Linked DNA regions of Homo sapiens: region 1 is linked to region 2. The links are chromatin contacts, found by Hi-C in ENCODE. All regions are on one chromosome and are shown on one strand. The core of a region is the stretch at or near the end of the contact, and the rest is flanking DNA. Distances in the headings are between cores, read along the strand shown. Region 1 holds the start of PKNOX2 (PBX/knotted 1 homeobox 2). Region 2 holds the start of SLC37A2 (solute carrier family 37 member 2).

The links. Hi-C counts contacts between places; a loop is a spot of excess contacts on that map. Pooled maps may share reads with other maps.
Region 1: a map of endothelial cell of umbilical vein shows a loop between it and region 2 (7-fold over the local background). The contact joins the promoter of PKNOX2 here to the promoter of SLC37A2 in region 2. A Hi-C loop is called at or near these places in 1 of 168 maps with a recorded cell type or tissue (endothelial cell of umbilical vein), 1 of 37 single-sample maps with no recorded cell type and 6 of 50 pooled maps.

Annotation. Positions count from the first base shown.
Region 1 is chr11:125,162,226-125,166,454 of GRCh38, reverse strand. It overlaps PKNOX2 (PBX/knotted 1 homeobox 2), which reads right to left and starts at 1,704. Exons shown (of 13, transcript NM_001382323.2): 1 at 1,679-1,704. It overlaps PKNOX2-DT (PKNOX2 divergent transcript), which reads left to right and starts at 1,846. Exons shown (of 3, transcript NR_125759.1): 1 at 1,846-2,114. RefSeq lists a silencer at 1,842-1,991.
Region 2 is chr11:125,060,431-125,064,632 of GRCh38, reverse strand. SLC37A2 (solute carrier family 37 member 2) reads right to left here and starts at 1,328. Exons shown (of 18, transcript NM_001145290.2): 1 at 1,207-1,328. The coding sequence starts at 1,265. RefSeq lists silencers at 1,040-1,119, 1,330-1,519.

The sequences.
Region 1 (4,229 bases), core at 455-2,954, 100 kb before region 2:
TTCGATCTGTCCGCTTCCCGGAATCGCTCTCTTAGGACCGGGTCCTGTGTGGCCCAAGTCCTCTCCTCCTAAAGAAACACTTTCAGGGGGAAGCAGCAAAAATTCGGGGCTCGCCTGCCATGGCTCAGATCAACTACTTTCATCGCCTACCTAAACGCTTTTTCACACGCGGAGCTGCAGGACCCCTCGTGCTACCCTCCCCAAATTCCAATAGCTTCCACCACAAGAAAAAGCTGTGATCCTGTTACTGAATCCTAAAAACGCCACCCGTTCCTCCAGCCCCCAACTCCGACCTCCAGCCCTCTGCTCTGGCCGGCGTGTAAACTACTTATCGGCCCCTCGATCCCGATTCCGTAAACAGTCTGGATCCTATAAACCGAACTCTAGACTGGTCCTAAAACCCAGCCCTAATTCAGGCCGATCCACAAGCCCCTACCCCTCAATTCCCAACCCGAGTCTCCCCACCGCGCGGAAACCCCCGGCTCCCCCGTGAAGAGCCCCGGGAAAGGACGGCCCATTTCGCTCGTTTCTTCCTGGGGATCGGGAGCCAGGAAAGCCCGTCTCCTAACCCGAAAGAAATGCAAACTTTGAGCGGCAGATTCGGGATCCTGCGCCATCCCCCTCAGCTCTCCGCTCTCGATCGCTTTCAGTTCCCTCTTTTACGAACTCATCCCCTAGTTCTCGAGCCAGAAGGGCTCCCGATTCCCAAGCCTCGCGCGGGCCCCTACGCCCGCCTCACCAAAGATCCCCAGCAATCATGGAAAGCCGGTGACCCTACACATTCTCGCTCCTCCCTGGGTGAGGGTCCGTGCGTGTAGCCCCTCGGATCCTGGCTTCCCGGGCCCCGCCGGTGTTCCCCTGTCTCCACTGATCCGTCTGCAAACCCTCATTCGCCCTGCCTCCCCAGGCCGCGGCCGCGGCTCCTCGACTCCTCCGGTCACCTGGCCCCAGCCTGGGACCGCTCCCGCCTCCAGCCGCTGGAAAGCATCTCCAGGCTGGTGGCGCGGAGTAAGCGCCGGCCCCAAGGACGCCCGAAGCCGGGAGAAAGAGAACCTGGAGCCTGCCCGCGGTTCCCAGCCTCTCCCCGCGGAGCGCCCGGCCGGGAGCCTTCTGCACCCGGGCTCGGGCCGGCGTGCCTGTTCCTATTCTCGGGTCCCCTGGCGCTCCTGGCGCACAGCTCCCCGCCCGCCCGCTACGGGGTTGGGCCCGCGGCGATTCGAGTCCGCAGCCCGGCTCCTTGCACCCGAGGACAATGCGCGGCCGGCCACGGGCCCAAGCGCGGCGAGGCGGCGGCGGCGGCGGCGGCGGGGCTGAGCGCTGGCCGGGCAGGGGAGCGGGCGGCCCGCGGGGCTCTCGCAGCCTCCGTGCCCGGCCTCGCCGCCCCTCGCGCTGCTCCGCTCCGCGCTCTCCCGGCGCTTCCCCAGCTTCTCTCTGCACGCTCCCGCCGTCCCTCGCTGCTCCCTGCCTCCCTCCTCCCTGCTGCCTCCCTCTCTCTCCTCCCTGCTGCCTCCCTCTCTCCCTCTCTCCTCCTTGCCCTGTCGCAATGAATAATACTCTGGCTTGGGGACTGGAATAAAACACACGCGCTCTGAGGCAGCCGCCCGCAGCAGCAGCCGCCGCCGCGCCGCCGCCGCCGCCTGCAAAAGCGTCTCTGACATGGAAATGAATGACAGCTTACCTGATGCCAATCTTCATCAGACTGACACCGGCGTGACAACACAGCCTATACTTCCCAGCACTGCTCGGGACGTCAGCGGCACAGGGACCCGCCCCCCGGACCCCCCCTTCACACACCTCCCCTCTCCCCACTCCCCCTTTTCTCCCCACCCCCCATCACCCCCACCCACTCCCGGCCCGGCCGCTGCCAAGTCGGAGGAGCCGCTGGAGTGTCTCCCTCTACCGGAGGCTCTCGGGCGGCGGGCGCGGGCCTGCTCCTGCGGCAGGGAGGCGGGCGGCCTGGAGAAGCGGCTCCGCTCGCGAGGAGCCTCGGATGGGGAGTGCGGTGGACCCCCAGGAACTCTGGAGCACCCTCCCGCCCCCAAGCCAAGTCCTCCTTAGCGAACAACCGGGGCCGAGTTCCAAGATATCACCGGTGCTGAGGGGACCGAGATGAGGTGAGATTTTCTGTGGACCCCAAGAGAACTCCCCAGAAATGATGAAACTTAAAACGGGCAAGAAATCCTTCCTTCCACCAGCACTCCCCCTCCCCCTTTTCCTGCCTGGCTGGCCTCATTTTTATGATTGCATTTGAATAATTCTCATTACCCTGGCCCCAGAAAAGGTGTTCAGATGACACTCTGGTTAGTTATTCCTGGTCTCAAGAGCTTTTTCTGCTGTGGGCTTCCCGGGGTGTCTGGTTCAAGGTGGGGCAGAGGGAGAGAGGAAAGAGTGGATAGGCTTTGTCAGTAAAGCACTTCTTTGCAAATGTCAGGCAAGCCTGTTCTAAGCCACTGCTATTTTCATTCTAATAAAAAGTCCTCAAGAAACTCAGTGAGTTCCCAGAGTTCTGGGGGCTGGGGTGCAGTCATATAAAGGGAAAGACCAGCTGGGCTGTTTCAGCCTGGGCCTGCTGGGGTGGCTTCATCTACATCAGGGAGGAAATGGGCTCCTTACATGCCCTCTACAGTGGAAGACAAAAGCAGGCATGTGTAGACCCACAAGCGCCTCCATTCACTCAGCAGAGATCACAGTCCTACTAAGAGCCACACACAGGAGCACACTTGCTTGCTTCCTCAACTTAGCACATGGCCCTCCGCATAAAGGGACAAGAGAACCCCTTCTGCCTCTGGAAGTTTGCTTCTTGCTCCCCATAGAGGAGCCCTTTCAGCCAGTCAGGCAGCCATTGATCCTCTGACCCCAGGCCAGGCAGGGGGCCTGGAAGAAGCCCAGACAAAGACACCGACAAAAGCGGGAAAGCAGAAAGTGAAACCCAGCCTCTGGGTTTTCAGTAAAGAATCTGACCCAAGAAGTTGAAGGCTGCCCCTGAGCTCTTCTCAGGCCTCTGGGTCGCCACTCACCCGCCTCCGTCATGGGCAAGGATGAGAGCTGTTAGCATTGCCTGGCTCAGGGGAGGCAATTGAGACCCTTCTTATATCACATCCCAGATACACACACTACTGTTTGTCCAGATCCTCCCAATACCCTCAAATCCACCCACCAACGTTGCTTGTGGGAGAAACTCTTCAGTGGTAGCCCCCATTATAGACAGATTAGAATCCTCTCACCTTCACATAGAACCTTCAAAAACTTCACTAGGTGGATTTATGTCACCCTAGCCTCTGATCTGCAGTCAGAGTCTCTGGCTGCTGACAGCATAATCGCTATTATATATTATACATTGTATAATAATATAATAATAATGAATGCACTTGCCCTTTTTATGTGGTACAGAAGCGGCCAGATTCTCCAACCCAGAGGCTGGAGGTCAGGCTGCCATAAACTCTCAGAGGGAAGCCCTCTTCAGATAAGGGAGGGGGAGGGGAGATCCATTTGTCTCTGCCCAGGACCCCTGGAGGGAGGAGTTTCTCTCTTTCCCATGGCTCCCAGTGAGTTGCTGCAGCCTGCAGAGTCAGAGGGGAAAATCAGGCTGAATTCACCCCATCAGAGAGGTGTCAGTGAGCCATAAATAGGACCGCAGGCAACAGCCTTGGATCACTGATTTACACCTGTCACACCCCTCGTTTTCTGAAATCTAGATCAATGCCCAACACTTTCCTGATATGGGAGATCCATTGCCATGAGCTATTAATTTTTGGAGTCTTCAAATACTATGATTTTCACTAATACCTTTTTGGTGCTTTAAACTGCACATCGTAGTTTTAAGTAAATATATCTTGCTTTGACTATTTTTGTCATTTGCAAGAGCTTAAAAAATGATTATCCAAAATATAACCATCGTTTTTATAATCACTGAAGGCAAATATTTTCCCTGCACCCACCAGAAGCTCTGCTGTGTGCTAGCACTAAGAATAAAGAGCAGAAGCAAAGAGGCTCAGGTTATGGCTCCTGTCCTCAAGAAGCATTCATTTGTTGAAGAAGACAAAGCGCCAATATGTAAAACATTAAGTAGCAATAATACAGGAATCAACAGAAGACACAAGCTAGTAAATACTTAATGAAGAAATGAGTTGTCAATATGTCAAATTCCATGAGTTCCACATCTCAGTTTTGGCTCTGTCAATGAGTAGAGAAAGGATAGAGTAGAAATTAAGAATTCACTACAGATACTC
Region 2 (4,202 bases), core at 79-2,578:
AGACTAGGTAAATAATCTAAACGAGTGAAGAAGGTTAGAATTGATGAGAGCTCTCAACAATTAAAAAGTGTGTAGGGTAGCCAATTGTCTCATTTTGCCCAGGATTGAGAGGGTTGCCGACAAAAGACTGTTTCAAAACCAGGACAAATTGGCCACTTTAATAGCACCTGCCCTATCTAAAGGGGACTCCTCAATCCTATTCATTTAATTTGGAAATTTAGGCCCAGTATTGCTACATCATCCATTTTTCTTTTCTTTCCTTTTTTTACTTCTAGAGACAGGGAGGGGTGTGAGGGGGGAATGGAGGGGTGGTCTCACGATGTTGGCCAGGCTGGTCTCGAACTCCTGGCCTCATGTAATTCTCCCATCTTGGCCTCCCAAAGTGGTGGGATTACAAGCATGAACCACCATGCCCGGTCCACGTCGTCTATTGTTCAAGAGAAGTCTGGAATCTAGCTATTTTTGTTAAATTTTATGATTTGTAAATAATGGCAACTAACACAATATTTTAAAAACTGTGCAGACCAAACGGACTGCTCCAATGGTTGACCGCCTCTAAGGAAGAGTGGCTGAAACCCCTCCACCCCACCTTGCAGCCCAACATGTGGTCCCTGCGGTCAGGAAGAGAACCTCTGTGAAGCCCTTCTCCCACTGCCGAGGGGCTGCCCTGCTCTGCTCTGAGAGCTGTGCCCTTTCCAGGTGCTGAAAGGCCTCGAGACGAGCTCCCAGGACCACTGAGTTCTGGCCTTGGTGTTCGAGGGCTAAAGGAGACCAAGAGGGACACTCACAAACCCCAGTGGCAACCCCTTTCCTCTACCATCCCCTGGCCTCGGTTCCCCAGCCTTCGAGCCCAGGTTCCCCAGCTGCCCAACGACAGAAAGGCGCTCTGAAGGCGCCCCGGATGTGTGTTAGGAGGGGAGGATGGAAACGGGAAACGATGGAGACCCTCCCTGGCAGCCTGTTCTTCCCCAGTGTCACCGAGCCAGCGTCGCGGGGTCTGGGGGAGCGCGGGCGGAGTTGGGCAGGGAGGGTTATCAACCTCCGAGGCGGGCGCCGCTGGAGGAGCTCGGGACCAAGTCCCCCCAGCACCCCTGGCCACGCGGCGACGCCGGGGCCGATCTGGGGTGATCTCCGAGGCCCCCCGCGGCCCCTGCAAGCCCCGAGCCCAGGAGGTCCCGGCACGCCTCCCTCCCCTGCCCCGCTCACCAGCTGTCCCTGGAGAAGGCCCGGAAGAACCAGACTCCCGGAGCCAGGGAGGACCGCATTTTGCCTGACCGGTACCTAAGGCTGAGTCGACGGAGGAGGCTACAGAGCTGGGCGCGTGTCCCGGGCTGGACTGGCTGTCAGCGGGGTTTAAATGCCCCGCCGGCCGGCCCGCCCTGGCCCCGCGGCCTGAGTACGGCAGCGCCCGCCCCCTTGCGCCCGCCCTCGGGGTCGGGTCCAGCGCAAACCCGCCAGTCGTCCCTAGCCCGGCCGCTGGCACCACAGCGCTCCTGTGCTTTGCTTCCCCGCCACTGCCCGACAGCTCTGAGGTGCTGGGGCTCCTCATTCCGCCCTGCACTTTCTGCCTCACCACCCGCTGGGGAACCGAAAGCAGCAATCTCGACGCTGTCCGGTGTGACGTGCCTGCCTGCCCGCACTACCCCGCAGCGCTTCCTGTCCTAAAAAGCCATGGGCTCCGACACGGGCGGGACACGAGACGCTGGAGGGCTGGAAGTCACACTCAGCGGCCCTGCATGACTAATCTCGGTACTCTCACCTTCTGGGAGCGCAGGAGTTTTTTTCGTGGGCGGGGGCGGGGGGGGGACAATATTCGGCCCCAAACACACCACAGGCTCAGGCTGGGGCTTCCTGCCCTGCTCATATTCCACAGGACCCCACTCTTCCCCGGCTTCACAGACACCGGCCCCCACGCGCTCCCGCCATGACAATGTGGCAGTCACTCCTGCTCTCCTTTCTGGAGGCAAGCAGCCACCAGGCAGGGACTTCTGTGGTCCTGAAAGTGACTGCCTCTAGCCTGAAGATTTCAGGGTATGTTTCCACTGATAATTGTGAGATCCTTGTACATGAACCCAAGGGTGAAATACAGAAGGCTGCAAAGGGAAGTATTCCCCTGAGGAATAAAGTTAATAGAACATAAAACAGGAGTGTCGGAGCAAATGGGTTTCAGCCCTAACCCCACCCTGCCCCTAATTCCTAGGAGTGCCCAGGCCCTACGCGCAAGGTCAGAGAAGTGGAGTAACAACTCCACCAAACAGATTAGGACCTAGAATAATGGGCTTGGCTCGTACCAGCCCTAGAATCAAGAAAAAGAGGGTAAGCAGAGTTGTAAAAGCCTCTGTTAATCCCAGGCAGTCAGGGGGCATAGGTCTAGTGGCAGAAATGAAGACGGTAACACGCCAACGACAAAAGGTAAAGGAATAGAGAAAAGAAGAAAGGCATAAGTAGAAGGGAGGCCCAAATAGGGTGCAGAGGCTTGAAACACCAAAGGACCAGTGTCATTAGCGGCAATTCACTAAATCAAACCCCTGATTAGACCACTCACTGTACTTGGGGGTATATTCATTTCACTCTTACAAGTCAGTTAGGTGGCTATTACCCACCTAGGTAAGGTGACTTTATGTCCTGGTTTGCCTGGGACAATCCCAGGAGACACCTGCTGTCCCAGAATCTATGATGGACCCATTCTAGGGTCAATAATCACAGGTACCCCAGGTTAAGGTACTCCTTTAAGGGGCAGCAAATAAACTAGAGGAATGAGCTGATATCCCCAGGAAGGGAATTATTCCTACGCTGCTTATTTCTGAGGGACTAAAGGGAAGGATAAAATTGGAATCCAGTTGAGCCAAGGAAGCAGCTGAAGTTCCTTGATGCTACATTTGAGGAGTAGGTGGACATCACCAGAGGAATGGAAGAGACCATCTCCAGGGCTTCAGAGGTGCTGTCCAGACTTCAGCAGTGTGGAACATCTGTCTTTCCATTTCAGACAGAAGCCAAGAATAAGGGTCACTCCTGCTCATTTGTCAGGAAGCTGTGTTCCTGCCTCACAGGGGACCATGCCTATCTGAGGCTGGGACTCTAAGAAAGGCATTAGGAATATGCCCTCATGGTAGTACGGCTATTGTTCACAGTGCACCAAGTAGCTGGGAGCAGGGCCGGTACTGAAACAGACTTTGCCTTGTCACAGTTACTTCCTGTGAATTCCAGCCACGTATCCCTGTTCAGGGGCCAGGGTGGCAGTGGGAACACTCCCACCAATGTTGGAACTCTTTCTTGCTCGCTCCTGTTGGTGAGCTGGATGATCTCTGTGCTTCCTGCTGCTTGGGGGAGTGACAAAGAGGGATATTGTGCCTCAGGGAGTCCCTTCACTCACCTACACAACCTCACCACTCTCGACTCACCTTCTTGTTATTATCTGGCCCCCCTCCCACACACTACCTCCTCAAACCCTGCAGAATGTGGAGAGGATCTGAAGGAAATAAAGAGGGAGGGAAGGAGCTACTCAATCAAATGCTAAAGGAAAAGATCCTCAGTTCTTATATGGATAGCCTTATACTCTGTCAAAAATGCTTCCTATGGTTCAGTATGAGACACTTGTGAGAAAGAAGCCATTTTACCCATCAAATACCAGTCCCTACTGCTAGTAAGTTCCATGACCACCCACAGGACTGTTGGGGTAGCCAGTTGGTGTTTTATGCCCTTTAAGACACGATAACAAGTGTCTTCCCTGTTTTCTTCAAAGGGACAGAAGGATCTGAATGCTTAAGAAAGTCTTTGAGGACAAATGACATGAGAATAAGCCACTAGGTAACAGAACTCCAAAATTTTAACACATCCACAAGCATCATTTTTTGAACACATTTGCCTCCTTCCACTCCTGTCTTACTAAACAGAGAAAAGCATATTTTTTGGTAATACAATCAAGACCAGTCTTGATCAAGGGGGTAAGAACTGGGATATTAGGATAAATTGTAATTATTCAATCTTTTAAATATTCAATTTCATAGTAGGCCTTTTGATGGAGAGGCGGAGTGGTGCAGTAAAAAGAACATTGGCTTGGAGTCAGAACCAAGCCTGGTCAAGATACTTACTACTTCACTAAGCCTCAGTTCCCTCCTCTGTAAAATGTGTGTAACAGCACCCACCTTACAGAGTGCTGTAAGAATCAAAACATATGTGCATACAAAAAGTACAACAGTGCC